Regions from separate parts of the Homo sapiens genome. Here region 1 is linked to region 2. The links are chromatin loops, found by intact Hi-C in ENCODE. Cell type or tissue: MCF 10A. All regions are shown on one strand. Links, peaks and the distances in the headings refer to the core of each region. The heading gives the core; the rest is flanking DNA.

What was found. Hi-C counts contacts between places; a loop is a spot of excess contacts. Peaks named below come from ENCODE experiments on the same cell type or tissue, not always from the same donor. Only the 100,000 strongest peaks of a DNase experiment are listed, where the experiment ranks them.
Region 1: it touches region 2 in a loop (14-fold over the local background); 2 of 110 quality-filtered maps call a loop at or near these places.

What each region holds. Positions count from the first base shown.
Region 1 is chr10:125,222,488-125,238,736 of GRCh38, reverse strand. It overlaps LOC105378541 (a long non-coding RNA gene), which reads right to left and starts at 10,220. Exons shown (of 4, transcript XR_946434.3): 1 at 9,991-10,220; 2 at 8,304-8,410; 3 at 6,748-6,996; 4 at 4,701-4,927. RefSeq lists enhancers at 6,473-7,672, 8,777-9,291, 10,130-11,329. In MCF 10A, for the core only: no CTCF peak of the experiment used is centred there; a DNase peak (open chromatin) is centred at 7,046.
Region 2 is chr10:125,335,137-125,351,385 of GRCh38, reverse strand. No RefSeq gene overlaps it. Among named protein-coding and RNA genes, the nearest start is that of CTBP2, 180 kb to the right of the region's middle. In MCF 10A, for the core only: a CTCF peak has its summit at 8,019 (motif pointing right); a DNase peak (open chromatin) is centred at 10,305.

The DNA.
Region 1 (16,249 bases), core at 3,965-11,964, 110 kb after region 2:
ATTACGTCAGTTTTTGAACATTCAAAAACCCTTCAAATGTTATTACTGATCACTCTCTGTTATGGTTTGGCTCTGTGTCCCCACCCAAATCTCATCTGGAATTGTAATCCCCACATGTTGAGAGAGTGGTCTGGTGGGAGGAGGTTGAATCATGGGGATGTACTTCCCCCTTGCTATTCTCATGGTAGAATTCTCACGAGATCTGGTTGTTTGATAGGTGTGTGGCTCTTCCCCCTTTGCTTGCTCTCCCTCTCTCCACTTGCTTCCCCTTTGCCTTCTGCCATGATTGTAAGTTTCCTGAGGCCTCGTAACCATGCTTCCTGTTAAGCCTGTGGAACTGTGAGTCAATTAAATCTCTGTTCTTTATAAATTATCCAGTCTCAGGTAGTTCTTTATAGCAGTGTGAAAATGGACTAATCCACTCTCCCTCTCCTCTCCTTTAATTACACATAAGTTTGACCTTTTCATCACCATTTCCTTTATTTCTCTCATGTTTTTTCTTTATAATTTTCACCCTGTTTGCTCTTCAAGATTTAGTCTGAATATTTCTTACTAATCTGTCTTCCAGGTGACTAATCCTCTCTTTAGTGTGTAAAATTTGCTAGTAAACATATTACATTTTAAATTTGTGTTATTGGCTTTTTCAGTTTTATACTTTTTATTTGGTTCTTTTTATAAATTTCAGTTCTCTGAAGAAATTTTCCATCTTATCTTTTTTTTAATATATCGATTACAGTTAATTTAAAGGTCCATGTATAAAAAGTGCAACATCTGATTTACCTATGGGTCTGTTTCTATCTTCCGATTTTTTTTTCCCCTCTTTTGATACTGTTTTTTGGTATGCCTAGAATTTTTGTTGTTTTTTTTGTTTGTTTTTTTGTTTTTTTGGTTTTTTTTTTTGAGACAGAGTCTCACTCTGTTCAACCCAGGTTGGAGTGCAGTGACGTGATCTCAGCTCACTGCAACGTCCGCTTCCTGGATTCAAGTGATTCTCCTGTCTCAGCCTCCCAAGTAGTGGGGATTACAGGCACCTGCCACCAAGCCTGGCTAATTTTTGTATTTTCAGTGGAGGTGGGGTTTCACCATTTTGGCCAGGCTGGTCTCGAACTACTGACCTCAAGTGATCTGCCCGCCTTGGCCTCCCAAAGTGCGGGGATTACAGGCATGAGCCACTGCACCCAGCCTGGTATTCCTAGAATGTTTAATTGGGAGCCAGATATGGTATATGAAAAATGGAGAAGGTCAGGATAATGATGTCTTCCTCCAAAGAAGCTTCAACTCTATCATCTTTCAGAAAGCTAGAGTAAGAGCAGATGGCTTCCAATCCAGTCAGTGACATTGTTGACCTGAGTCTGAGTAACAGTCTTTCTAAAGCTCTAGTTCACAACATCTACAGGTGTAACCCTCTAGGTGTCCAATTCAGAACCTTACTTACTGGGAGTACTTACTAGGAGTAAGTCAGCTTGGAGTACTTACTAGGGCCCCTCCTCCTAGGCAGCTCCTGAATTCAAATATTTATCTCTCCAGCACCATGAAACTGCCAATAACTTACTGTTTTCTCAGCCACTTTTTTCTTGGATTCCTAGCCTCTTGCCCTGTGCAACTGTGACTTGGTAAACACCTAAACGTGAAAAACATCACATACTGGGTTCACTTCCTTTCACTTCCCTTCTTTCCATGATTCTGACTGTCTATGTTCTGGTTTACCTAAGTAGCCCCAATCTCCAATTTTGTTTCCCTAGCCCTGCAAGATTATAAAAATTCGACTGGCTTCTCTGCCTCTTAGCAAGGACCTTTTACCAGACTTTTCAGCCTCTTGTCACAAGCAAACGTCAATAAATCACCCCAAAGTAAAAGCAGCATATAGAATGTTGAGCTAAACTCAACGGCGCCTTCACACTCCAAGATGTTTGTCTCTCAAATCTTGGCTATCATGGCAGATCTGCAATGCTTTCAAACAGATGTTTTTGGTTTGGGATTTTTATCTAATTTTGTATGGATTTTCTAGTTGTTCTCAGTGGGACCGTTGGTCTAATATAAGCTTCTCTGTCATACACAAAAGGCAAAAATCTCATTAAGTTTTATTTCAGCATGGAATTCAGGATCCAAACAACATAACCCCAACTATTCTTACTAATTTTACCTCCTGCCTTCTCCCTACGTGGGCTATGGACTTTGCTTTTTCTCCTCTCAGCATTCGCTCCTACTGTTTCTTTACCAGAAATGTCATCGCCTGCCAATCCCACCTGTCATTTTCCAAGACTCATCAAAAATATCACTTTTTCTGTGACTCCTGTCTTCATCCTACCTGCAGAATGTGATCCTTTCCCTCCCTGACCACCCAGCACTGATCTGCCACTGCCTTGTCTTTGAGACATTGTGTTCCTGTCCTGTAACACTAAGCTTGGACTTAGATCATTCACATAGGCTTGAGGGCAACATTACCTCATTCAGATCTATGAATCAACTTGAAATTTAATATATCTGTAGTAGTCAGGAATCTTGGATTTAAGGGGCAGAAACTTAAATCAAATTGGCTTAAGCAAAACAGAAAGGAATATAATGGCTCGAATAACTGAAAACTCCAGATATAGCTCTACTTCAGGCACACCTGGATCCAAGAGCTCAAATTATATCTATAAAAACCTGTATTTCTATATCTTTCTGTTTTGCTTTCTCTCATGTTGACTTTATTCTCTAAAAACACTTCCCAAACAGAGCAGCACTCCCCAGCAAGGGTTTCCGAGCTGCACCACGCCATAGCCTCCCAATCATTAACATCAGAGGAAAAGAAAGAACACTTTCCAGCAAGTGCTCAAGCAAAAGTTCTGAGATGCATTCTGATTGGATGAACTTGATCACATGCCCATCCTAGATCAATCACAGTGATCAGGGAGATGATATACTTTACTTGCATGTCCCAGGTGAGGTTGGATTATCAACGCCATTCAAACCAGGAGGATTAAGAATGGAGAAATGGTGTTCTTCTGAGAAAATTTAGGGACCTATTATCAGAAAACAGTGATGGCTGCATGCTGACAAGGCAGAAACCACATTCTTTCATTGGGGTGACAGCCTATCAGGAAGGATATTATCTAATCCATTTCATGAATTACTCCTGGAGACCCAGCTGTTCTAATGAATTGAAAAAACAACAGCCTTGTGGCTCACTTTCCAATGCTGGCATCCCACAGAATTCCACCCAACGCAAATCTGATACTCTGCAATCTGTCTTACTGATAAAGCTTCTGAAACCTTCTGTGACCATGATTCCTTTCACAATGCAACTACACCAGCTCTTTGCAACAACCACTTTTCCTACTCTTCTTCTGAATTCATTACCCTACCTTGACTGAATCACCCTCAACAGATGAAGAATCTTGGCTGTCAGTTCCTCCCTAGTGAGGATTACCTGTGGTTTGGGGAGGAGTTGGCAGCTTCCTCCCCAGGGAGCTGTTCCCTTTGTCACTTATGGTTTCTGCTCCTGGGGTGGGGGCTGATGCCAACACTCACCGATGGGAAAGAGGCTCAGTTACTGCCCTCCAAGGTGTTGGTGACCCTGCCTCTTCTGCAGGCTGCTAGTTTCTTTCCGGAGTGATATCCAGCAGCCAGCCTACTGTAGACAACACAGTTTCAGCCCTTCTTGCTGAGAAGATGTTCTACTTGAATGCTGCAACAAGTGCAGCAGATGTCTTAAAGTACTCTGCATGTTTTGCCAGGGAAAATGCTATTTTTAAGAGGAATAGACGGTCATGTCAATGTGCATAACCTTTGATACAGCACCCCTGTTTCTAAGAATTTATCTTAAGGAAATTATTATAGACACACAAAGATACATGCAGAAGGATGTTCACTGAAGCACTGTTCTTAATAGCAAAAAGTTTAAAAAGGAAAGGGCCTAAATTTTCATCAATATCAAAAAGACCACAGAAATGGTGATCTCAGCTGAGTCATGGGCCCTTTTGCAACCATTGAAAACCATGTGCTTAGGCTGGGCATGGTGGTTCATGCCTGGAATCCCAGCACTTTGGGAGGCCGAGGTGGGCGGATCACTTGAGGTCAGAAGTTCGAAACCAGCCTGGCCAACATGGTGAAACCCTATCTCTACTAAAAATACAAAAATTAGACGGGCTTGGTGCTGGGTTTCTGTAATCTCAGCTACTCAGGAGGCTGAAGAAGGAGAATTGCTTGAACCTGGCAGGCTGAGGTTGCAGTGAGCCGAGATCGCACCACTGCATTCCAGCCTGGGTGACAGAGCAAGACTCCATCTCAAAAAAAAAAAAAAAAAAAAAGCTAAAATATTCACTAACTTGGAAAAAGTGGTATAAAGTGTTCAAAGTACAGTAAGAGAGAAAAAAGGCTAAAAATTAGTATATCCAGCTTATATTTTTTAAAAAGATTAATCTTGATGTACAAATTCACCTAGAAGCAGTTCTAAGAAGATACACACCAAAACACTAGCTGCGGTTATTGCTGGGTAGTATAATAACAGTTGATTTTTGGCTTTTGTGTATGAAGAACCATCATCTCATTTCCTTCTGAGTGAGATGGGAAAACTTCTACACCCTTCCAAATAGCCTCATCCACATCAGCATCAGACCACAAACACAACATCTGTTTTAAAGAAATTTGCTTCTGTTAACTGGGCTCCAAAGAACAATTGCAATTTTTTTAAAGCATGAGTATTAGCCCCGAACATGGTTTTATTGGTGGCAAAAAAAAAATTTTTTTAATGCTATAATGCTGGGAAGGGACCAACTTTCAAGACCAGAAGCAGGCTTCTGAGGCCAAGAGTCCCAGCTTGAACATAAAAGCCAGAGACAGGCCTCCCGTTGGGCTGGTATTTGAGGCAGCTCCTCTTCAACTGCTGGGCTGCTGGGAGATTTCTCTCCCATTTCCGAAACTCTGAAATGATGTTCCATTATCTCTATAATACATTTTCAAAGGACAAAATACGTGACAAAGATGAGGCTCCAAAGGTCCCTTCCAAACCCAAGGTCTGCTCAGAGATGGTGCAAATCGAACAGAAAGTTTGGCCAGAAAACAAAAGGAGGTGAAGAAGGAATCCGGGTCTTCAGGTGGCTTTATGCTGTAACCCACAGGTGATAAAGGCACCAGGCAAAGATTTTGTTCGCATTTAAATATGTGATTTTCGCTCTCCCTGGATCCCTTTATTGTTTGTTTTTCCTGCTTCTTGCTACATCTTAAATTTGAACATTATTTTAAGCAAAGTTGTTGTATGTTAATTTACTTTACCAAATACACAACCATCTCCAGGGCTGACATGATAGATGGAAACTGCAGTGGCTATTGGCCCCAAAGGCAGTCATTTGTGTTTTGAAATTCCTTAATTATATATGTACACAGCGCCTCTAATAGCCCCTGCAGAGGCACCAGGCCCGGCCGGAGTCCCTAAACACTGTCACACAAGCAGGAATAAAAACTTACAAAGGAAGAGTTTTAAATCAGTGGTGGGAATAAATCATGTTTTTAAAAATCTGTAATGTCAAATATAAGACATTCTAATCACCACATCTATAATTACAAAGCAGAGTAAATCACTAAAAAAATTAAGTGTCCTCAATATGATAAAGAAGAATAATTAACTTCTAACGCAAAGCTGGCATCCTGATGCTGGATGACTCAGGCTAACCCTTAGGAAGTAAGGATGACAAAGGAAATCAACTTTCAAAGCAGTGAGGAGACTGCCGATGGCTTCAGGAGGGGCTTGTGTCTTACTATTATACACAGCAAGACAAACAAATGAGCCACTGAAATGATCACGCATATGCAAGGGCCTCTGTGTAAATACCCAAACTTTGAAAATAAAAAAGCCTTTCTGTTTTACAGTGTACACGCTTGATGAAGAAGTAGCATGTACGTCTCTTTGCATGCACAAAGCATTTCCACAGAGCGCTATTGGTGTGGGCTCATGAAGCCCAGAGGCCCAGCTGGGCATACAGCATCATCCAAATTTTACAGAAGAGGAAACCAAAACTCAGTTGGTGCCTGGTCTATGGCTCCATGGTCAGAAGTAACAGAGCTAGGACCAGAAATCCAGTCCTCTGAGCTGTTATCCTGCAGTGCAAGGGCCTTCAATGCAAAGGATAGAAAAGAAGCCATGTGGAGGTCACCTGCGCCATGGGGCATTGGCCCAGGTAGGATGCAGGCAGGGAGGCCCACAGGGCTGGCACCAGAAACACTGGCCAGCCACCACTGGAATGGCCCAGTGAGAAGAAGCGGACACCATCTGGAGCCCAAGTCCCTACTCCTGCTGGTGGTCCCAACTCTCTTCTAGGGAGATGGCAGCAGCAACCTGGAAACAGATCCCAGGCTTGCCATTGTCCCCTAGGACACCTTGGGCAGCATGCTTAATGTTTCTACAAACAATAGTGTCCCCTTCTTGGCAGGCAGGCTAATACCTGCCCTGTGTAATTCACAGGATTGTTGTGAGGATAAAAACGAGGAAATTCACGCCTAGCACGTAAGCCAAGAGGAACTGCTGGTTTCATCGGAAGAGAAATGGCAAGTAATGAATTAAGCATATGAAAGTGCCTGTGAACTGTGAAGTGTTCACACATATGAGGGCTGTTATTATTATTCCTCTAACAAACAGTATTGAGAAGACAGCACAGCACTGGACTAGGTTCTCTAGGGGATGCCAAGTGTTGGGTGAGATGAATTCCCCATCCTTAGGGAGCTTGGGCTCTAGAAAAGCTTCAAAAAATTAAATGAAAATGGCCTTACCCACGTGAGAGTCAACAGCGGCAGAAACCGCAACCCCAAGCTCTTTGTGAGGGCTACAGGAAAATATCTGAAAGGGCTTCGGAAGCGCAGGGAGAGGTCCCAAGAGCTGAGGGTTTTTGCAAGGAGGCAGCACCTCAGAGGTCATCCAGGGTCTCAAGGGTGGTCCAGGAACCAGCAGCATCAGCAGCGCCCGGAGCAGGCCAGCCGTGCAGAATGTCAGGCCCCGCCTCAGACCTGCTGAGTCAGAATCTGCAACGTAACCAGATCCATGGTGATTCATGTCCACATTCCAGCTTGAGAAGCCCTGGGCTAGTGGATCCCAATTGCTTGAATTCCAGACTGGCTGACCCACCCAGCCTGGTGGAGGAGCTGCCCTGGGAAATCCACCCCACTCGACAGCCTCCCCATGAGGCCCCTGCCCGGAAGGGCTCAGCAACTCTGAAGCAGCCGCTCTGCCATGTGGGGTTCTATCCTATGCATTTGATTCAAGGCTTATATCTGAAGGCTCCATTCTCTGGCCACAGCATCTTAATATTAATAGGCCTCTCCCTAGCAGCAGTTACAGGGACCTCTGCAACCCTGGCTTCAGCTCCTTCAGAGGCTGAATGCCCGGTCATTGCACGGGGGTTTCCCATGGTCTCCCAAAGTAAGTTTTGTATCAGCTACATGGCTTATATGCTAAGTCAGACCAACCCAAACACACCCTTCAGGTTTGGTGAGCAACCACCCGGCTGTTCTTGCATGATGCAGTAACCAGCAGAAACGCCATTTTATCTATGGGCAGGAGGACCCTGCCACTCCAACAGTCAGTGACCCATTCAAAACCTGCACTCTTTAGTGACAGAGCTGGGGCTGCGATCCTGGTGACTGCTGCCCATCAGCACCCTCTGCCTCCCTTTGCTTCATAGTAAGATGTAACGTCTACCACAGCACGGTGAGAGGGTGGAGCGCCTTCTGTCCACATGGGCTCCGGCAGCCTGGCAGCTATGGCTGGGATGTCTAGGAGCAGCCTGCAGGGAAAATGGGCTCCAAGAACATGCTTTGAAATAACTAAAGGGGGCCAGGCATGGTGGCTCACACCTGTATTTGGGAGGCCGAGGTGGGTGGATCGCCTGAGGTCAGGAGTTTGAGACCACCCTGGCCAACATGGTGAAAACCCGTCTCTACTAAAAATACAAAAATTAGCTGGGCATGGTGGCAGGCACCTGTAATCCCAGCTACCCAGGAGGTTGAGGCAGGAGAATCGCTTGAACCCAGGAGGCAGAAGTTGCAGTGAGCTGAGATCATGCCACTGCACTCCAGGCTGAGCAACAGAGTGAGACCCTGTCTCAAAAAACATTTTTAAAAATAAAATAACTAAAGTGACCACGATTAGACCTCACACCCATGAGGATGGCTGTTATTTAAAAAGAAGAAAAAGAGAAAGAAAACAGCCAGTGTTGAGAAGGATGTGGAGAAACTGGAACCCATGTGCATTGTTGATGCGAATGTAAAATGGAACAGCTGCTGTGGAAATCAGAATGGCAGTTCCTCAAAAAAAATAAACATGGAATTACCATATGATCCAGCAACTCCACTTCTGGCTATAGACTCAAGGAAACTGAAAACAGTCTTGAAGAGGCATTTGTACACCCATGTTCACAGCAGTATTATTCACAATAGCCTAAAGATGGAAACAACCCAGACATCCACATGTGGATGAATGGATAAAGAAAATGAGGTACATACATACAGTAGAATAGTATTCAGCCATAAAAAGGGAGGAAATTCTAGCACATGCTACAACATGGATGAACCTGGAGGGCATTATACTAAGTGGAATAAGCCCATTACAAAAGGACAAATACTGCATGATTCCATTTATATGAGGTCTCTAGAGCAGTCAAATTCATAAAGACAGGACATAGAATGGTGATTGGCTGGGCTGGGAGCAGGAGGGAATGAGAAGTGAGGGTTTAATGGGGACAGAGTTTCCGCTTTGCAAGATGAAAAGGGTTCTGGAGATGGATGATGGTGATGGTTGCTGCGAATACACTTAGTACTACTGAACCACACGCTTTAAAATGATTAAAATGGTCAAATGTTAGGTTTTGTAAATTTTTTAAGACTTCATGCAATTTTTTAAAATCTGAAAAATGGTGTTCAGAGTCTCACTTGTCATCCTGTCCACATGTGCTTTGAGCCAACAGCAGCAGGTAAGAAGTGTCCATGCTGTGTGGAAGACAGTCAACTGATTTAGGAGTTGGGAAAGTTCAAGTCCAGACTCATCTCCCTTTGATGCCTCCATGAATTTGGATGAGACCACCTGCCTGCCTTTTGGAGCCTCATTTCAATTGCAGCCGAAAGCATTTGACAATCCCTATTGTCCCTGCCAGATTTCCAGTATCTGATGCTTCTCCCCAGAGCTCAGTGGTTCCCGCATTAGTTTGCACGGAAAGCTTGTTACATATTCAGATTCCTGGGTCCCAATCCCAGAGATACCGATTCAATCAGGGTCTGGAAATCTGCCATGCAACAAGCAGCCCAGGTGATTCTGACGCAAGGATTCCTCAGAACACCTTAGGAAACACTGCAGTGGGTCACTCCTGGGCTGTTTTACTGTTATTGTACAGTTTGCTGGGGGGAAAAAAATGCAGCCATTTACTAGCTGTTTGACCTTAGGTAAGTTACCAAATCTCTCTGTTCCCCTAGTTTCTTATTTTGCAAATGGGAATTACAACAGCACTGATTTCATAGATTTGTTGTGAGACTTCAATAAAATAAGTAAGTTCAAGGAAATAAAGTGCTTGGAACACTGTCATAGGGTGAGTCCCATGAAACAGACTGGGAGACTCTGAGATTTGCAGGCAGGAGGCTTACTTGGAGTGCCCTCGGGGGTCGGTGCCTATATGAGCTGGGGGTTGGACTGTAGAGGAACCTGAACAGTGATAAAATTGCTACAATGGTCTCAGATGAGCCCCTGTGAAGGTCTGGGGCTCTGATGATCCTTCAGCCAAACTGAGGTCTTTCTGCCTCTCCACTTATGGCCCAGTCATTGGGTGCAGCTACAGCTGGGGAGTCCTGGGAAATTTTCAGACAGGAGTGAGCTGGGAGCCTCAGCTGGCAATTTCCCTGGCTTGCTGTTAAGGGTCTCTGGGCAGCACCTCCCAGCATCCACTACCCTGTGCCTGCAGGTAGCGGGCACTGAGGAGACACCCATGCCTCCCCTGACTCCCCACTGCTTCCCACTGCCCGCGACGTCACCTTCCTGTGCACGTTACCCCACTGCTTCCCACTGCCCGCGATGACACCTTCCTGTGCACGTTACCCCTTCCTGTGCACGTTACCCCTTCCTGTGCACGTTACCCCACTGCTTCCCACTGCCCGCGACGTCACCTTCCTGTGCACGTTACCCCACTGCTTCCCACTGCCCGCGATGACACCTTCCTGTGCACGTTACCCCTTCCTGTGCACGTTACCCCTTCCTGTGCACGTTACCCCACTGTTTCCCACTGCCCGCGACGTCACTTTCCTGTGCACGTTACCCCTTCCTGTGCACGTTACCCCACTGCTTCCCACTGCCCGGGACGTCACCTTCCTGTGCACGTTACCCCTTCCTGTGCACGTCACCCCACTGCTTCCCACTGCCCGCGACGTCACCTTCCTGTGCACGTTACCCCTTCCTGTGCACGTCACCCCACTGCTTCCCACTGCCCGCGACGTCACCTTCCTGTGCACGTTACCCCTTCCTGTGCACGTCACCCCACTGCTTCCCACTGCCCGGGACGTCACCTTCCTGTGCACGTTACCCCTTCCTGTGCACGTTACCCCACTGCTTCCCACTGCCCGCGACGTCACCTTCCTGTGCACGTTACCCCTTCCTGTGCACGTCACCCCACTGCTTCCCACTGCCCGCGACGTCACCTTCCTGTGCACGTTACCCCTTCCTGTGCACGTCACCCCACTGCTTCCCACTGCCCGGGACGTCACCTTCCTGTGCACGTTACCCCTTCCTGTGCACGTTACCCCTTCCTGTGCACGTTACCCCACTGCTTCCCACTGCCCAGGACGTAACCTTTCTGTGCACGTTACCCCTTCCTGTGCACGTTACCCCACTGCTTGCGGTGACCTGGAGAGAGAAAGAAAGATGACCCCTTCCTGAGGCCCGTTAGTGCAGACACACCTCAGAGTCCTGAGCAGGTCAAGGCCTGCCCCCAGGAGGTGAACCTGTTGTCCCTACCTGGTGACGGATGGCTACGGCCTTAGCGTGCATACGGCCAGGTGTTCACTCCCTGCTGAACTCACTCAGTCCTCTTCCCACTTCCTCGCTGCAGTTATTCCCCGTCGTACACAAGAGAACACTGTGGCTTCGAGAGGGCCAGGGCCTTGGCCAAGCCCACAAAGGTCGAACATGGTGGAACTGCAATTTAAGCTCAGGGAGTCTGGGCCTCAGGGACGTGAGTTTAACCACAGGAGCCTACAGGGTATGTGTGGATTGGAGTGGATGTTGGTGTGGAGACAAGAAGAGGAGGTGGGACCCCCCACCGCCCCCCGGGGCCATCCTCCTGAGAGCTGGGGCTGCCCCCAGGGTTTGCTCTGCAGACACACCTGGGAGGCATCAGCACGTTATGCTTTCTCGCCAAAGAACTTAAAATGGAGACCTGGCTTCCGCTGAGTTTCCTCTCTGCCCCATTTCCCGGGGTAGCCCAGGACATCACCTCCCTCTCTGGCCTCAGCAGCAGTGAGGGTCACACAGCATGGTCTCTCTGGCAGCGTCCCCAGGCCAGCGTCAAGAAGTGGCAGTGCCTCCAAGACAAAGCCCACAAAGGACTGTGCCCAGGACTCTGCCCCATCAGCACGGCTCCCTTACCAGCCCTCAGCCAGCCTGTGCTGCGGACTCCGGCGCCCAAGAAAAGCCGAAGGCTCCCTTGGGCCTGCCAGGGCTCACCTCCAGTTCTGGGCCGCCGGATTCCTGCCCCGCCTTTGCTCAGCGCCTGACCCCTGACCCTTACAGACCACCATCCGCAGTTTCCCTTCCACCTTACAATGATGGGGCGCCCTGGGCCAGGGCTACCGCACCTCACCCCGCCCCATCCAGACTCCCAGAAGGCATGGCCCCAGGACCCACTGGGCCAGGAGAAGTAGCTGGGTACACAGCATTTAGGAGCAAGATCCAAGTTTGCTCTGATCCAAAAAGTCCAAAAAATAACTTCCAGGTTACTTGTCAATCTACTCCTCTGGTGTGGGATTTGCTTTCTGCCAGCATCTTTCCATTCCCAGAACCTGGGAGAAAACACTGACCTCTTTAGGAAGTTGGGCTCTCCCCTCACCACTGCCACCCAACTTTACAACCTTGGCCAACATCTCTGGTTGCTGCTGCTGAGAGAGGTCAAGGCCAAGGTCATACTCTAGTTGGTACATAAGCCAAGATCCACTTGAGGCCCGACTTCAGAGTGGACATTTCCCACCTTGAGTGTGCGCTGACCTTTCTAGAATGCAAGGCGGTGCAGGTAGGGCCTGTGCCTGTTGCTCTTCCACTCCCTCACATGCCCCTTGCCTAGCCGGCCAAGGAGGCTGTGCAGCCCGAGGCTCTCAAAGGCCTCTACCAAGGCCTTCTCTTCCTTCCCACCCAAGCTTCCGGCAGCCTGGCTCCAGTCTGACCCAAACCCAGATCACTGGCCAAGCAGGCAGAAGGTGCTGATCAAAAGGGCCCTCAAAGCTCATTTTATCTAATTGTGAGTCTTCACAGAGAAAGGGCTGAAAAGGGAGCTGACGTGAACAGTAAATCATGTCTGCAGAAAGAGGAGAAGCTTCCCTTGGAAATTAAGGAACGACTGTCGACAGGCCGGACCATCAGAACGCCAGCTGCCTAATGAAGCAATAAAGGCCTTTGTCCCCCCACTTCTCGCTGCTCTGCTCTTACATGTACAATTATTACAAAAATCAAAGAGAGGAATGTTGCCTTGAGATATGATTTCCATATTGGTATGGATTGTATTATACAAGCAGTACAATACGCTCCATTATCATTTTGATTATATGCGCCTTTCGTTTGCACTATTGGACCATTATCTGCCATACATTCATTACATTATAAGAAACTGGAACTATATCCTTGCAATGAATTGTAAAAAAGGATTTCTATTTTTTGCAGATTGATATTTCAGGGGAGAACATTAAACAGCAAACATTATTTGTAAAGTTTTTTTTTTAACATAAACTCTTAAAAGAAGGAAATAACCCTGATATTTCTAACAGACAGAAAGCCCCAGGCTAGATGCAATAAATGATTGCAATTTAGAATGCATGTACTATTAGGGATTCCTGATTAAATTGTAAGTTCCTTGAGAGAAAGAAGTCAAATAGATGAGGCTGGGGAAGCAGGCTGCTGGTTGGGAGAGAACAGATCCAGTCCGTGGTGAACAGCAAGACGTGGCTTAACTGGCCTCCAGGCTGCAAGGCTAGGTTCACAGGGAGCAAGGGAAGTTTCCAGGGAAGAGGAGTAGTTGTCTAAGAGTCTGGGTGGGATGCTGAAGGCTGCCAATTTCAGGTGTTCCTATGGAGAAACCCAGAAGAGGGTTTGTCTGGTTGTGACTCAAAGGCAAATCAATTCATTCCCTGACCTGTGCAAGTGAGGGAGCTGAGAGAAAGAGCTGTGCCCATGAGTGCCCCCAGCCCCTTGCTCTCAAACCCTGCTCTCAGGCATCAGGCATCAGACATGAAGCAGGGACTCCGCGTGGTGCCTCCTGCTTCAGAGGCCACACAGGGGCTGTGATCCAGGCAGACCAGAGCTCACACCTGGCTCTGCCAACGCCAAAGAGCTGTGTGTCCTAGGGCAAAGTCCTTTGCTTCTCTGATCCTCAGTTCCTCCATTGATAACATGTGGCTAATACCTAATCTAACTGGATCACATGTTTGCTAGGATGATCCAATAAACCTAGAGGTGGGAAAGTCCCTTGAAAAGCGTAGCCCTGCTTATTATATGAATAATAAAAACATAATTTCCATGTTATTGCAAACATCATTACTCTTCCCAGCTCAGTCTGTCTAAATCACAAGCATCTCTCTGCCACTCAGGGCCTAGCTTGAATGCCACCCCCTCCGTGGGACCCTTCTTGCTGCCCCCAGCCAGAAGGGTCCCACCCTCTCCTGACTCCCTCACGAGGCACTCTCTTTTCTCTTGAATCACTTTTCATGTCTGCCCTCCCTCTAGATAGGAATTTTTTAACTTCACCTCACTATCCATTCATAGTGGGTCATGAAATCAATTTTGAGGGTTGCAACCAGCACTTCTTTTTTCAATAAAATAGGCTAGAATAGAAACTATCAGAATGTAGCCAGGTGCAGTGGCTCACGCCTATAATCCTAGCACTTTGGGAGGCTAAGGCGGGCAGATTGCCTGAGCTCAGGAGTTCGAGACCAGCCTGGGCAATATGGCAAAATGCTGTCTCTACTAAAAATACAAAAAACAAAATTAGCCAGGCGTGGTGGTGCACACCTGTAATCCCAACTACTGGGGAGGCTGAGGCACGAGAATTGCTTGAACCCGGGAGGTGGAGATTGTAATGAGCCAAGATCATGCCACTTCTCTCCAGCCTGGGTGACAGAGCAAGACTGTCAAAGGAAGGAAGAAAGGAAAGAAGGGAGGGAGGGAGGGATGGAAGGAAATGCATCATGCAATGTAAAAGTGAATATTGTTCCATAAATTTTTTTTCCAAAAGTACACGAATATACTGGATCCCAATGTAGTACGTATTTCTGGTTTAAAAGTTTGACAGGCACTACATCAGAGTCTGTGCTTCCAGACGGCAAAGCATTGGCCTCGCGAGCTGTATATCCATCCCTGTGGCACAGAGCCCAGCCCCTGACTTACAAGAGGAGTATGACAAGTGTTTGTTGAATGAATCTTTGTTATTATCCTAGATATTATGTTACAGCATGATTTACAATTCGGACCCATTTGGGGCCAGGGAAAGTAAGCAATTACTGTCTCTGGGCAAAATCTCAGCTGATGGAAAGGGCCAGGTCTTTATGATCTGTTCCTGCAGAAGCAATCAGTACTCTTTTTTTTTTTTTTTTTTTTTTTGAGACGGAGTCTCACTCTGTCACCCAGGCTGGAGTGCAGTGGTGCGATCTCGGCTCACTGCAACCTCCGCCTTCCGGGTTCACGCCATTCTCCTGCCTCAGCCTCCCGAGGAGCTGGGACTACAGGCGCCTGCCACCACGCCCAGCTAATTTTATGTATTTTTAGTAGAGACGGGGTTTCACCGTGTTAGCCAGGATGGTCTCGATCTTCTGACCTCGTGATCCACCTACCTCGGCCTCCCAAAGTGCTAGGATTACAGGCGTGAGCCACCGCGCCTGGCCAATCAGTACTCTTTAGAAACAGTTTTTCCACCTGCATCAACAATCACCCAAATACTCCCGCCTCATTAGCTGCAAGGCTGGGCGGATTAAACATCCTCCTCATCCGTTCCTTACCGCGGCACACTTGGCTATGAATGGGACTAACTCAAGCTTTAGAAGATCCTTTTATACACTGTTATATTGATTTTTAAAACATTTTTAGTCGACACAATGAAAAGCTCACCCAGGGGTCTTCCTTCAACTTCAGAGTTGAAATCCATATCTTAACCTCTTACTGCCTGGAGCCTACCTTGCCCCAGAGCAACTCTGGGGACTGTGGTGGGACCTGACTTTACTCGTGTGGTTCACTAACCCCTTTTAGGATAAATATATTGATTTTTGAATAAACATTTTCATTTTCCCGTTCTCTCCAGTTTCCTAATTGCTTGACATGGAGCCTCTTGGGGTGTGTTGCATGTTGATCTTTACCGTATTTAAAAAACTAAAAAGCCCTGAGTGCTATTTTTAGAACTTGTAGCTCTTTATTTATGTGATCCTGTGTCCAGTACAAGTTCATCAATTACTTTAATTCCCACTAAATGTGGAGCTGGATTTCAAGTGGCGCTGGAAGGTTCACGCACCCTTTTAGCTCTTGGTTTAAATCTTGATGAGGGCTGAAAGTGAAGGGTCTTAACCTTTTTCTCCTTCAGCCCACCCCCAGGCCCAGGGCGCAAGATGGCATAGCTTTGTAATCCCTCAGGGAGGACAGGGATGGACTCGAGCGGAGAGCAGTCAGGGAGAAGGCAGCACCATGGAACCTCTTTGCCTTTAGGGCATTTCGTGCAAATTCAGCCTCTGCTCAGGGTCTCAGGACATGCAGCAACCTTGCAGACTGCGTCCCGGCCGTGCAGCCTGTTCAGTGAGCGCTCTACCTGCCCCGTCTGCCCCAGTTCCTAGCCCCTCCTCCAGTGACTAACCCCACCCTGGCTCCCCAGAGGCCACCTGACAACCTCTGCCTCACCTGCACTTCCGCCCACCAGACTGAGAACCGGAAACCTTAGACAGCCAGAGCTGAGGGAGGGATTGTTTAGAAGAGGAAGGGGTGGGTGCTACAAGCTCCCAGCCATCCACTTACTGGGAGTCCACCATGCACCAGGCCTGCAATGAAGGGGAGAGG
Region 2 (16,249 bases), core at 4,738-12,737:
ACCATGGCCCTGAGGTGTCAGAGCTGTTATTGCCCCTAGTTTATAGCCAAAGAACCTGAGCAGCATCACACTCTCTCAGTTGAGAAGTTTCACCGGTGAATCTGTAAAATGCTGAAGCTATCATATTTAATAAAGCTACTTATCTTCTCAACAATTTGAGTTTCACTCTGTTTTTTTTAAAACAGGCTTTAAAACAGGAATGGACTTTATTTATGGATACAAGAAGAAATTGCTAAGCACTAAAAGAGTGAGTGATGTGACTGATTCAAGTCAACATATATTATTCTTAAGTTGTCGTTTAAATTATGATGGGTTTTTATGTCTACAGAAGCTGGAATAAGAAATATCAAATACATCAGATGTAATGAGAGTCCATTTATTGATTCGTTTACTCATTAGTATTTCTCAACAAATATTCCTGAGCCCCTACTCAGGACTAGAATGTCAGGGCTGGAGCACAGTTCAGGTAAAGTGATAAAGTAAGATGGGCAAATATTACAAATGTCCTAGATGTTGAAAGCTAAGACGCTACAGCTTCCACTGAAACCAAAGCAAAAAACTCCAAAGCATTCTGACAAGTAGCATCAAGGACCATGTACAATAAAGAGCTATTAGAACAAAAGAGGGAGTTGGGAAGGCTTCTCAGAGATAAGATATTTGGGCTGGGTTTTGAAGGATAAATAGGAGTTCTCTAGACAGAGGAGCAGAGGAAAGAACTCATGAAAAAAAAACACAAATGCATAGTCAAGAAATGATATTTTATGTGTGGTACAGGGTAAATGAAGAGAGGAAGTGAAAAATTAGGGGAAGCAAGTGACAGATGTCAATCATTTCAGAGAGAGCCCTGAATGCCGAGGATTTTGATTTTATTCAGTGTGTACTTGTGAGCAGAGTAATGACCCAGGTAGATAGGCAGCAATTCTGAAAAATGTAGAAAGCATAGAATTGACATTTTTCAAAATAATAAGATACTATTTGGGACACTGAAGGATCCTCATTGGAATTCCTAGTTTTCAGCTTCATGCCTGGGGAGAAACCTGCTTTAGAACAGAAAGGTTCAAAACTGGAGGCCATGGAAGTTCTCATTCAATTAGATAAGGACAGGTTAGTTGATCAAAATGGTCAACTAAGCAGGAAATCAGAAAAAAAACATAAACACCTTAAACTTTCTTATTAAATTAAAACAAATAAATGTATATGTATTTGACAGTAATCTAATATGGGTATAAGGCCTCTTCTTTGATACTCGAGGGCATTTCAGGTGTATTTTTTACATGGATCACACCATAATATATTGGCATTCATTCCTTGTTGCAGGTACTTCATATGGAGCAAGAACTAAAGATATTTATGAGTAATCTCTGAATAATCTTCTAGATTCTTATAAATTTTCAATTTTCAATTTTTGTGACATTTTGCAAGTTTTCAATGACTCATCTATATTGAGTCTTTTCAGTAACATTCAACTCGTATTGTATAGACACAATTCTTTGTCTTTGTCCACTTGTATCTTATTAGCTCATGCAATATTTAATTAATTACCTGACTATAATAACAAGTGAAGATGACATGAACAGGTTTGGGAACTAGCACAACAGGCTCTGGGCAATGGCTGGGAAAAATACACAGATGTTCTAGACAAGTGGTTCTCAGTACATGATCTCTAGACCAGCAGCATTAGCATCACCTAACAACTTATTAGAAATGCAAATTCTCCAGCCTGCTCCAGACTGATTGAATCAGAACGCCTGGAAGCAGAGACCAGCAATTTGTGTTCTAACAAGCCCTACAGGTGATTCTGAGGCTCCCTAATGTTTGAGAACACAAAGAGCAACCTACTTATCCCAAGCTTTCTATGCAGGCATCATTCTGTTTCCTTGATGGAGGGAATGGAGGGCAGCAGTTCATCTGATCACAGCTTAAGAGGGCTTCTCGGCTGGGTGCGGTGGCTCGCACCTGTAATCCCAGCACTTTGGGAGGCCGAGGCAGGCGGATCACGAGGTCAGGAGTTCAAGATCAGCCTGGCCAGCATGGTGAAACCCTGTCTGTACTAAAAATACAAAAATTAGCCAGGTGTGGTGGCTGTGGTGGCAGGTGCCTGTAATCCCAGTTACTCGGGAGGCTGAGGCAGGAGAATCACTTTAAACTGGGAGATGGAGGTTGCACTGAGCCAAGATCGTGCCACTGCACTCTAATCTGGGCAACAAGAGTGAAACTCTGTCTCAAAAAAAAGAAAAAGATGGCTTCTCATACATACCTCTAGGGATGTATGTAGACATCCTCTTCTACCTAAATTGAATCAGTCTGTAGCAAATTCCTCTAATGCCCAACATCACATTCCCTGGACTGCCTCTGATTTCAGCCACAACTGGAGTGGGCAGTTCTGTGTGAGCTACAACTCCCATTGCACAGGCTGTCCATCTTTTCACCTTCTGTCTCCTGTCCTTCAATCAGGGGACAAGGGACAATGCTGGAACCCTTCCTTACACTTCTCAGGAGGTCCCAACTGAAGCAAGCCCCTTGCCACACTATGTGAAGATCATACTCCCTTTGCTCCTCCCCTCATTCTCGTTACTCCCTCACACCTGATTCCTAGGATTCTTCCCAAATAAACTACCTGCATCCAAATCCTTGCCTCAGGCTCTGCTTCCAGGGAAACCGACACTAAGACACACTCATCTTTCCTTAATCAAATGCCTTTGGTACATTTTCATCTCAGCATGTGTATTTTATCTCATTTCATATGAGTGATTGATACTGTATTTCACTGTATATCACATCTATAGCAACTTATTTAGCTAGTCATCTACTGGTAGATGGAGTGTTTCAAATTACAATGTGATGAAAATTGTTATACAAAAGTCTGTACTCTTATGCATATGTGTCTATAGGGAAATTTTCAAAAGTAAAATTGCTGTGTCCAAGGGTATAAACATTTAAAAATTGTATTAGTGCTGCCAGATTTCTCCCCAGAAAAGCTGTGCCAATTTGAACTCACACCTAAAATGTGTGATACTGCCTGTTACACTATATCTTTCCCACTACTTAGTGTTTGTGATGGCTAATTTTATGTGTCAACTCAACAGGGCTAAGGAATGCCCAGATAGCTGGTAAAACACTATTTCTGGGTGCATCTGTGAGGGTGTTTCCAGAAGAGATTAGCATGTGAATCAGTGGACTGAATAAAGAAGAACCCCTCTCACCAATATGCGAGGGCATCACCCAACTCATTGAGGGCCTGAATAGAATGAAAAGGCAGAGAAAGGGTAAATTTTCTATCTCTACTACAGCTGGGACATCCATCTTCTCCTGCCCTTAGACATCCGTGTTCCTGGTTCTCAGGCCTTCAGGTTCAGACCATTGGCTCCCCGAGTTCTCAGCCTTTAAGGCTTGGGCTGATACAACACCACCAGCTTTCCTGGGCCTCCAGCTTGCAGACAGCAAACCATGGGACTTCTCAGTCTGTGAACCAATCCCTCATTATAAATCACTTTCTATATATTTATATTGTTTTATATATATATATATATATATATATATATATATATCCCATTGGTTCTGTTTTTCTTGAGAATACTGACTAATATGGTGTTATCAATCTTTTTTAATCGCATAAGTTAAAATTGGTATCACATGGTTGTTTTATTTTATATTACTGTAATGATGAGTTTGAGCGTGAAAATTATTTATCTGGGTCTCCTCAGTGTGTTGCAAAGAATTTGATACTTTTAAGTTTTGGACTTGCATATCTTTTTAAGGTTTAATTATAGGTATTGTGTAGTATCATTTTACTATTATAAATGATCTTCCTAATATTACAGTTTTTAGCTGTTTATTGCTGGTGTATAGAAATGCCACTGGCATTCATCTATTTATTCCATATCCAGCCACCTTGCTAAAGGCTCCTTTAAGTCTAACAGTTTATAGCTTATTTGGGGTTTCCTTTATCCTTAGTAATTTTATCTGCAAATGATGACAATCATATACTTCTTCCTTTCAGATTGCAATGTCTTTGATTTATTTTTCATGTCTTTTTTATTTTTTGACTAGGACCTCCAGGACAATGTTGAATATCAGTGGTGTTAGTGGACATTTTTGTCTTATTTCTACAAATCAATATGATAAAAGCAAACAACCTAGATGAAAGATGAAAAAGACATAAGCCTATAAGTTCACAGAGGAGGAAAAAGACATAGCCTGTACATATAAAAAGAGATGTTCAATTTTGCTAGTACTAAAGAAATGCAAATCAAGACCACAATGAAATGCTTTTTTTTTTTTTTTTTTTTTTTTTTTGAGACAGGGTCTCACTCTGTCACCCAGGGTGGAGTGCAGTGGTGCAATCTCAGCTCACTGCAACCTCTGCCTTCCATGCTCAAGCGATTCTCCTGCCTCAGCCTCCCAAGTAGCTGGGATTCCAGGCCCCCACCACCACACCTAGCTAATTTTTGTATTTTTTGTAGAGATGGGGTTTTGCCATGTTGGCCAGGCTGGTCTCAAACTCCTGACCTCAAGTGATCCACCCACCTCGGACTCCCAAAGTCCTGGGATTACAGGCGTGAGCCATCGTGCCCAGCTGAAATGCTATTTTATGTCCAATCAACCAGCATAAAAAGCCTGACATACTAACTCATGGACAGGAGGTGTGGACCAGTGTAATACCTCAGACCTTGCTAGGACCTAGGAAATGAAGGGGAGCGTGCTGGAAATGTAAGCCAGTGTCATTGTTCCAGGGCTTGGGTTGGAGGGTGGGCATGATGCCCACTGCAGTCATCAATAAACATACAAATAAGTAAACAAAAGAGGGGATAAAGGAACCAATGCTGAGTGTGTGTCATAAACCAAGACTTAAAATGAACCCTATCCTGGGTATCAAAAGTCCAGAAAAAATAAAAAGGAAAAAGAAGCATAAAAAAGAAGGTAAAATTCATTTATAATTCCATTAGTGAGAGACATTTTCTGAACACTCAGTCTATCTTATGCATATATGTAGATAGATGATATTGATAGATGAGAAATAAAGACACAAGCAATACAACTACAACAAAGTTGGGACCATACTGTATACACCACTTTATATATTTATAGGTTTCTTCTATTTCTTTTTTTTTTTTTTTTGAGATGGAGTCTCACTCTATCACCCAGGCTGGAGTTCAGTGGCATGATCTCAGCTCACTGCAGCCTCCGCCTCCTGGGTTCAAGCAATTCTTCCTGCCTCAGCCTCCCAAGTAGCTGGGATTACAGGTGCCCACCACCACACCCAGCTAATTTTTGTTTTCACTAGAGACAGGGTTTCACCATGTTGGCCAGGCTGGTCTCGAACTCCTGACCTCAGGTGATCCAACCACCTCGGCCTCCCAAAGTGCTAGGTGTGAGGCACTGTGCCCGGCTTTTCTATTTATTTAAGGAGCTTAAAAAATTTTTTGTTGTATTTTGTGACTTAATCTAATGCTTTTCTGCTCATAAATGTTTTGAGAGAGGAAACGTGGTTTTATCTGGATGCTGTGGTGCACGTCTGTAGTTCTAGCTACTTGGGAGGCTGAGGTGGGAGGATCACTTGAGGCCAGGAGTTGGAGGCCGCAGTGGGCTATGCACTCTGATCTGGCCTGTGACTAGCTGCTGCACTACAGCCTGGGCAATATAGTAAGATTCTGTCTCTAAAAACAAACAAACAAAAAAATTAATTAATTAATTTCCTAAAAAGAAAAATAGTTTTAGTAAATGATAAAGCAGCTAAATTATCAGTGGACAATTGAGAAAATAGTGCTACTGACAGAGAGTAAAAAAATGAAAAATCTAATAGGGGAGTTCATTTGGGGTAAAGATGTTATGTATAGCTTTAGAGATTTCGAGTTGAAAGTGAACGCTCAGGTTGGGTATTTGGTTGAAAATTGAAGCTAGAAGTTTGGCTATGAAAATACAGAGATAGAAATTTTGGAGTCATCAGAGTGAGGATGATAGCTGAAGCCAGAAATATGACATTAGTGATGTCTAAAGAATAAGAAGGACTTGAAAATATGGTTTGTGTTAAAGGAGCAATATTACAAAGAGATAAATGAGCAGAGACTTCGTGAAAATCCACTATTCAGGAGAGAAGAGAGAGAGAAGGAAAAGAAACAAAGTCTCCAGAGAAGAAGAGATCAGAGAGAGAGAGAGAAAGAGAGCAGGGTGGTAAGTGTGGGGAAAGAAGGCAAGAGTTTGAAGGTGGTAGGGTCTAACGCAGCGCCAAAAATGGAGGAGGATAAGAAAGCGCTGCTGGCGGAGTGTCTGGAATGGAAACCGGGTTGGAACGAGCGAAGGGCAGTGAAAGAAATGGAAATAAGCCAGGAGTGTCCCAGAAGGCTGCAGCTCTGTGCCGTGCACCAGCTATAGGCCAATCAGTTCATCCTCCCCGCTCTTTGGGGTGGGTATTACCATCCCTGCCCCAGGGGAAGGCTTGGGGAGGTTGAGGCCATGCCCTTTGCAGGTAAGTGGGCTGGGATTCTGACGATGCCCTTTCTGCTCTGCCGTGCCGCCCCCACTCCTCCGGCTTTGAGAACCACGAGGCAGGAACTTCCTATTTGCCCAAGGCTGAGTGCACACCTGCACTAGTAAATGCTTAACCACTGTTTGCCGGGTGAGTGGAAGAATGAAGACCTTTTAAGAAAAGTTCTCAGAGGCTCCTCGTTGCACCCTGGGGACCGGTGTGTCTTTCCCCAGCACACATTAGCATACTGTCAACGCCTGAACACCACGCTTCTCTGCCTCATTGCTTAGGAAATAAATACATGTATCTTGCTGTGCAGAGAGTAAACCACTAGTGGCCAGATTTTTTTAAACATTTTAAATAAGTTCCAAGGGACTTTAGGACAGCAGGATGAAAGCCCTTTAATTTGAACTTTAGCATCTTCATATCTGTTATTTTCTCCAATATATGGTACGGAAATACTGAGTGAATATGTATTTGCCGATGTCCCTGAAATGATTTGAACATGAAAAGCCTCAAGAAATCAGATTTGCTGTTTTCCACAAGTAATAGAGAAAATGTGATATCTGGAGCCTCGATTACACCAGAGAATTGTGTTTCTTTTCTTCTTCTTCTTTTTTTTTTTAAATCTGTTTACTGATGAGGAGGAAAAAAGAGCAATAATGGGAAAAAAAATCTGCTTTCTGCCTAACACATGATTCAGCTGACAGCACAAAGAATCAGATAATTCTACAGGAAATTGACAAGCTAGATAGTGATTGGGATGTAGCTGTAGTGTTCTTCTCTAAGTACCCGCGATATTACTGTCTGATGCTTAACATTCACAAACCATTAGACCCAACATGTATATTTATGGTTTGATAATCAGCTGTCATTAACAGATGAATAAACAACATAATGTTCATGTTTAGAAGGAATGTACAAATGGAAGAAATACTGCCAACAACCCAAGAACATTTACCTTGATTCCCTCCACGAAAAATAAAGAGGAACAAATCTCTGTAATTTTAATAGTTAAATCATATCTGCTATTCTGTCTTATCTTGGCTGCCAGAGCTTCAGACAGATTTCTCTTTTTCACATAAAATTTACCATGTCAACCCGGCTTATCTGTTAGGAGAAGTTGCATTAAATTTACTAGATTAGAGATCATCATTCTGTGGCCCTGTCTCCATAGTCAGCCCACAATAGAGTTGATGTAAACAAACACGTTCAGCAATGTCTTTCAGGCTGATAAAATTATTCAGTACTTTTAGTTGTTCTACTTATTAGCTTAGGCAAGTCACTTAACCTCTTTGTAGCTCGAAGTTTTTCACTGCGATACAAAAATAATGCTATCTACTCTAACTACCTCATTGGTTATAATAATGGACCCAGAAGAAGTGTGTCAAGTAAAACTCTAAACATGAGAGTATTTTGTGGAAGACAATGTGACTATAGCATCTTAATTCCAGTGCGATGGGAAATTTACGTACAAATACATCTGCTTTGGGTTTAGTGGCTGGGGGGTCTCCTATGCTACAGGCCTTTTAAAACTCAACAATACTGGCATCCACATTCATAGCAGCATTACCCACGATAGCCAGAAGGTGGAAGCACCTCAAGCTTCCCTCCACGGATAAGTGGATGAACAAAATGTGGTTTATTCACACAATGGAATATTATTCAGCCTTTAAAAGGAAGGACGTTCTGACCCATGCTGTGACATATATGAACCTTAGGACCATATGCTCTCCAAAAAGCCAGCCACAAAAAGGCAAATTCCGTATGGTTTCACTTACATGAGGTACTTCAAGTTGTAAATTCCTACAGATAGAAAGTAGAATGATGGTTGCCAGGGGCTGAGGGGAGCAGCGAGCAGGGAGTTGTTATTTAATAGGCATAGAGCTGAAGTTTTGTAAAATAAAAAGAGCTCTGGAGATTGGTTGCACACAGTGGGAATGCACTTAATGCTACTAAACTATACGCTTAAAATGATTAACGTGATAAAGTTTATGGTGTATTTTACAATAAAAAATTAAGGTTTGCTGGATGTGGTGGCTCACAACTGTAATCCCAACACTTTGGGAGGCCAGGGCAGGAGGATCACCTCAACCCAGGAGTTTGAGACTGGCCTGGGCAAGGTGGTGAGACTCCCATCTCCACAAAAAAACTTTTTAAAATTAGCCAACTGGAGGCATGGACCTGTAGTTCCGGCTACTCAGGAGGCTGAAGTGGGAGGAGCTCTTGAGCCAAAGAGACTGAAGCTGCAATGAGCCATGATCACGCCACTGCACTCCTGCCTGGGTGACAGAGCACAACCTTATCTCAAAAAAAATTTTTTTTTAATTAAAAAAGAGTAATGAATCAATTTAAAAGAAAACCTCGACATTATCCCCCCAGGTCAAGATTGCAGACTGCTTCCTAGCATTTGTCTCCTTTCTCCTGAGACTCCATTAAAATAAGAGTAAAGGAAAAGGAATTTTTTAAATGTAGGAGCCCACACCAAAGAAAATAAAACAAAGGAAACCATCAGAGAATACATGATTTGAACCAATTTCCAGATGATGTAAAGGTGATCGGGGAGTCCTGGCTGCTGAAACAGAGCAAAGACAGGTGGATCCTAGACAGGAGTTGTGCACAGAAGAGGTCAGTCTGCCCAGAAGTGTCCCCAGAGTCTGCAGACTTGAAAACTGCAGATCTCCAGTGGGCAGCAGTGAGAAGTTGGGCATTTGTTAAAAGCCTCTATTCTGAATGGTCCAGCCCATACACACTCACACATCCCATTCTCTGCAGGCCCATCTGTGGTCAGCCAGACATCATTACCTAGGAGGAAAACCTAGAGTTCTTCTCTGAACAAATCTATGTAAAACTCTAGGGTGAACCAAGGCAGCTAGTGAGAGCGCTCTTGGCCCAGAACAGAGGCCTCCTCACTTGGTGCATGGGACCAACCCATCCTGGAAGTTGGCCCTCGGTCCCCTGCACCCCAGTGAATGCTGAGCCTTCAGGTCAACAAGCCCTAAATGTGCCTCAGGCCCCAAGTAGGCATTTGCATTTTCTTATCTTTAAATATACCAGACGTGAGAGGAGAATCCGGACTACGAAAGAGAAAGATAAATAAACAACAACATCAGCAAAAATGACTCTGCAAGAAACAGAGACAACTGAAGAAATAGACAAGGAGTTTTTTAAAACACCCTCTAATATCCTCCAAGAGATTTGAGATTATAGTGTTTCTTTAGAATAAGAAAAAGATATAATTTTTAAAAAAGAACAAGAATTACAGATACGTAACCAAAATAGAGCTGAAATAATATAATAAATGAAATAAAAATGGAATAAAAAGACAAGGGATAGAAGATGATGCCAAGAAAATCTTGTGAAATAAAGAGAAAAAAGGGCAGAGAAATAGGATGTTCAAGAGAAAAGTTAATAAATAGAAAAGGTTGATCCAGGAGATCCAATATTCATTTTAAAATGTTCTAGAAAGAGAGACTAGAAAAAGCAGAAAGGATGAAGACCAAAGAAATAATGAGGGAAAAAATTCCTAGAGCAAAAAGGAGAAGCGAGACTTCAAATTAAAAGCATGATAGTGAAAAAGACCACAGCTAGACATACCAAGTGGATATTCTCCATAGACTAACCCAAAAGAATTTCCCTTTTTTCCTGCTAGCAGTTCTCCACATTTGCAGCTTAGGTAGCAGGCAGAGATCCTATGACATCAGGAATGGCACGCCCCTCTCAGCCCCAGGGAATCAACTATAACTGATCTTAACCAATCCTAATAAATTCCATTCTCTTCTACCAATGAGTGTCTAGGAGTCAACATGTAGCCAGGTTCTGGCCAAAGAAATGTTCAAGAGATGTGTAATAAGGAGCTGTTCTTTCACAACAAAACTCCAAGCCTCATAAAGAGAAGTGATATTCTCTGCAATGGTGCAAGGAATGATGTCGGAGCCATCTTTCAACCACGAGGCAACAAGCCAAGGATAACAAGATTCTGTTCCTTCCACATCCTTCATAAGGCGGGACAGACAGAAAGGGCCTGAGCCCTTGATGAAACCACTGAAGTGGTGCGTCTAATCTGGGACCACCTACTTCTTACAAATATTGCTTAAGCCATTGTTAATTGAGTATTTTTGGTGGTTTTTTTTCTTAATGCTAAAAAGGTATTCCTAACTGATATAACATATATTTATAAAATTTCATAGCAGCAAGAATTCATAAAACAAAAAAACAAAAACAAAAAAATCCTAATGGCTTCCAGAGAGAAAGAAATTACCTAGAAGGAAACTGAATCGGCATCAGACTTATCAATAACCAAATGGATACTAGAGGTCAGCAAAGCAAGATCTTCAGAATCTTGCAGGTTTATCATTTTGAACCCAGTGCATTGAGCAGGGTCTTGGCTGGAAACAGCACACTCCAAAGGGATAATTGGAGAGTTTGATGAACTTATTCGTTTTCACAAATACGAGATGAAGAGAATGTATTTCTAATACATCTTTTTGAGAAAGTTACTCAAGGATGTAATATTTTTAAAATTTCAATAGGTTTTGGGGTAACAGGTAGTGTTTGGTTACATAAATAAGTTCTTTTTTAAAATTGTTTTTATTTCCATAGGTTTTTGGGGAACAGGTTGTATTTGGTTACATGAGTAAGTTCTTTAGTGGCGATAGCTGAGATTTTGATGAACCCATCACCTAAGCAGTATACACTGAATCCAATTTGTCATGTTTTATCTCTCACCCCCTCCCACCCTTCCCTCCAAGTCCCCAGAGACCATTGTATCATTCTTATGCCTTTGCATCCTCATAGCTTAGCTCCTACTTATAAGTGAGAACATATGATGTTTGGTTTTTCATTCCTGAGTTACCTCACTTAGAATGACAGTCTCCAATTCCATTCAGGTTGCTGCAAATACCTTAATTCATTCCTTTTTATGGCTGAGTGTTCATATATATATATATATATATATATATATATATATATATATATATCACAGTTTCTTCATCCACTTGATTGATGGGCATTTGGGCTGTTTCTATATTTTTGTAATTGCAAATTGTGCTGCTATAAAAATGGGTGTGCAAGTATCTTTTTCATATAATGACTTCTTTTCCTCTGGGTAGATACCCAGTAGTGGGATTGCTGGATCAAATGGTAGATCTACTTTTAGTTCTTTAAGGAATCTCCACACTGTTCTCCACAGTGGTTGTACAAGTTTACATTACCACCAGCAGTGTAGAAGTGTTCTCTTTTCACTGCATCCAGGCCAATATCTATTTTTTTTTATTATGGCCATTCTTGCATGAGTAAAATGGTGTCTAATTGTGGTTTTGATTTGCATTTCCCTCACCATGAGTGATGTTGAGCATTTTTACATTTTTTTTTTTGGCCATTTGTATATCTTCTTTTGAGAATTGTGTATTCATGTCTTTAGCTCACTTTTTGATGAGATTGTTTGGTTTTTTTTCTTACTGATTTATTTGAGTTCCTTGTAGATTCTGCAAATTACTCCTTTGTTGGATGTATAGATTGTGAAGATTTTCTCCCACTCTGTGGGTTGTCTGTTTACTCTCATGATTATTTCTTTTGCTGTGCAGAAGCTTTTTAGTTTAATTAGGTCTCTTCTATTTATCTTTGTTCCAAAAAGCTCCTAGAACTGGTAAATTATTTCAGCAAAGTTGCAGGATACAAAATTAATGTACACAAATCAGTAGCTCTGCTACACACCAACAGTGACCAAGCTGAGAATCAAAACAAGAACTCAACCCCTTTTACAATAGCTGCAAAAAAAATAAAATACTTAGAAATACACTTAAGGAAGAAGGTGAAAGGCCTCTACATGCAAAATTACAAAATACTATTGTAAGAAATCATAGATGACACAAACAAGTGGCAACACATCTCATGCTCATGGATGGGTAGAATCAATACTGTGAAGATGACCATACTGTCAAAGGCAATCTACTGTGAAAATGACCATACTGTCAAAGGCAATCTACATATTCAATGCAATTCCCATCAAAATACCACCAGCATTCTTCACAGAACTAGAAAAAACAATCCTAAAATTCATATGGAACCAAAAAAGAGCCCGTATAGCCAAAGCAAGACTAAGCAAAAAGAACAAATCTGGAGGCATTACGCTACCCAACTTCAAACTATACTATAAGGCCTTAGTCACCAAAACATCATGGTACTGGTATAAAAATGGACATATAAACCAATGGAACACAATAGATAACCCAGAAATAAAGCCAGATACAGTTAACTGATCTTCGACGAAGCAAACAAAAACATAAAGTGGGGAAAGGAAACCCTATTCAACAAACGGTGCTAGGATAAATGGCTAGTCACATGTAGAAGAATGAAACTGGATCTTCATCTCTCACCTTATACAAAAATCACCTCAAGATGGATCAAAGACTGAAATCTAAGGCCTGAAACCAGAAAAATTCTAGAAGATAACATTGGAAAAACCCTCCTAGATATTGGCTTAGGCGAAGACTTCATGACCAAGAACTCAAAAGCAAACGCATCAAGGATGTAATTTCAGCCACACAAAAAGTGTTAAAACCAAAAAGGAGAAAGGAGTGGGAAAGTGAGAAATGGGCAATAATGGAACTAATCACAAAATCCCAGAACAATGTTATACAGCAAGATTAGAAAACAGCCAGTCCATGGCCAGGCGCAGTGGCTCACGCCTGTAATCCCAGCACTTTGGGAGGCTGAGGTGGGCAGATCATGAGATCTGGAGTTCGAGACCATCCTGGCCAACATGGTGAAACCCCGTCTCTACTAAAAATACAAAAAATGAGCCAGGCATGGTGGCGCGCACCTGTCATCCCAGCTACTTGGAAGGCTGATGCAGAAGAATCGCTAGAACCTGGGAGGCAGAGGTTGAACCGAGATCTCGCCACTGCACTCCAGCCTGGATGACAGAGTGAGACTCCACCTCAATTTAAAAAAAAAGAAGAAGAAGAAGAAAAGAAAAGAAAGCCTTGTGGCTCCCATAGCACAGGTGACCAGCACAGAAGTTGATGAAGCCAGTTCTGCCGGGTCCCAAGCTCTGGCTGGAGGCCCCGTGTCCTCTGACATGTGTTGGCTGGAAAGGGAAAGTAAGGGCAGCAGAGGATCCAGAGCACGGGATGCCTACACTATGGCACCACATTTCCCAGGCATCTTCAAAAAGAAGGAAAGGAAAAGCAAATCCCTTGCAGTGGCGGACTCCTGCCCGTAGGGCAATTCCCCAGCTAGGAACACTGCTCCCAGGGCACAGCACTAAAGCTTCTAGTTCAATGAGACCCTTAGAAGACACTTGTTCATTTGGGGACAAGGAAATTTAAAAAAAAAAAATAAATAAACTTTTAATTGTAGCACAGTTTTAGATTTACAGAACAATTGTGAAGAAAATGCATATTTTCCATACACCCCACACCCAGTGTCCTCTATTATCAACAGCTGAATACACCAATGTTGATACACAATTAACTAAATAATAATTCATTCATTGTTACATGATAACTAAATTAGAATACAGGTAACTGAAGAGTGATAAACAATTGTTAAGATTTCTGCAGCTTCCCCCTAATGTCGTTTTTTGGTCCTAGGAGCCCATCCAGGACACCACATTTGGTCGTTACATCTCCTTCGATGAGATGTCACCATCTCTCTTGGTTGTGACAGTTTCTTAGGCTTTCCTTGTTTCTGATAACCTTGAGGATTTTGAGGAGCACTGTCAGGGATGTTGTAGGATGCCCCTGCATTGACATTTGCCTGGTGTTCTTCTCCTGACTAGACTGGAGTTACGTGTTTTGGAGAGGTAAAGTGCCCCTCGCATCGCGTCATTCAAGGGCGCATGCTCTCCATATCACTTTTCACTATTGCTGTTAACCTTGATCACCTGGCTGGGGTAGTGTTTGCCAGGTTGCAACTTTTTTTTTGAAGAGAACCCAGAGTGGTGGGGGCAGGAAACACAAAGTCCCCCAGTCAGTCATTGGGCGTGATAGTAAATAGAGCCATGACTGCTTCTACTCGTCAGTTCCTGGAACCATGCATTCTTCCTACTGGAGAGACAGGACCAGCCATCTACAGGTCTCCGAATGTGCATACTCTGTCCTGAAGTCCGGCACCCATCCTTCCAGAGGGTTCCCCTTGAGCTGGCACTACAGTTGTGCCTCTAGAAGGCTGTCCCAGCATTCACTGAGGCTGGCTGCTCCTGGATGGTGCAGTATGTAATATAAGCCACCGGCTCACTCCCACACCCCACTCCCTAAGAGGCAGGTCCCTTGGTCAAATGCTATGGTGGGTGGGATTTCAGGCCTGTGGACCAGGTCTTCTATAAGCCATCAAACAACAGTGCTGGCTGAGGCTCTGTGGACAATAAAGGCAGCCCATACCTGGAATAATGTCTCCCTTTGAGGATGAACCATTGGCTATTCCAGAACGCCAGGGCCCAAAGAAGCTGACTTGCCTCCAAGTGTCTGGTCTCTTCTAGAAGTAGTGCCATACCAGAGGTTCCATGTGGGTCTCTGTGGCTGCAGGCTGGACATTCAGAGGAAGCAATAGCTAGAATGATCTTGTTAAGTCGAGTCCGTGCTGTTGAGCTCATGCATAGCCTCCACTTCTGCCACCATGGTCCCTCTATTCACGCACCTATACTGTTGCTTCTGGGTGGCCAATGATGAAGTGTGGTTAATGTCAACTAGCCAAGTCATTTGTCTACCTTGTTTTCCAGTTCTTTATCTACAATACATGTTTCCGGTGGGCATTAATATGCGATTCAAAAATCTTCAGCACTCTGCCCGCTCACACTTGTCCACACCAGCCTTCCTTGTCTCTTATTTTTCTGTCTTTTTTCTTCCAGTCCCAACGAGTTGCCAAGGTCATTGACCAGTGTGTAGAAATCCATGTATCTATTCTCACTTGTGCCATTTCTCCTTCCACATACAGCAGATGACACTATCCACCACAAAAATGGTCCTTGGTCTGGCACCCACGCAGCAATTAAAAAGAGGAGTCAAGATGAGAGGAGTTGTCTCAGGATTGGTGGGCTGTGGGAATCTGCTTGGGATTTTTCCCAGGAAGGGGAGTCAGATTTTTCTAATGGCCCCTTTAGGGATCAATACAAGACACATTTGCACCAAAGCCAACTGAATCTCTTTTCTTACAGCTGCCCTTGGGCCTACTGTACTCATAATACAAAAGGATGTGTTAAGAGTAGGCACAATAATGAATGTAACCCACCAACATGACCTACACCATACCATGCGTTACATACTGATTGTCACTACCATTCATTGAGGCTCTTCTATGAGCCAGGCTACAGGACAAGTACTGTGTCCTGTACATTCCCTGTGTTATTACACTTAATCCTAATGGCAACCCTATGAGGTTGGCAGTTTTACTATTATTTTCATTTCACAGGTGAGAAAATGGAAGCTCCAAGAAGTGAAGTAACTTTAACACCCAAGTCAGTCCAACTCCATGCTCAAGCATTCAGCTCCTCAGGCCTCCAATAGAGTCTTTTGAGAACAACTATGCTGCTTAGTAACACAGTATGTATGTAGCTATAGTATTAACATACTGATATACATTTAAATTGGTATAATGGACTGAGTATTTGATAAGAAAGAGAAATAAAAATGCCCCTGTCTGTGCCTCTCATTGGCTGGACCCAGTGGGAAAACGTTGGGGGCATGATGTTGGAGGATGGACCCAATGGGAAGATGCTATCCATATGGGCCACAAGGGGCATGAGCATCTCTGAAGCAGGGTGGAGAAGGATGGAGAATAGAC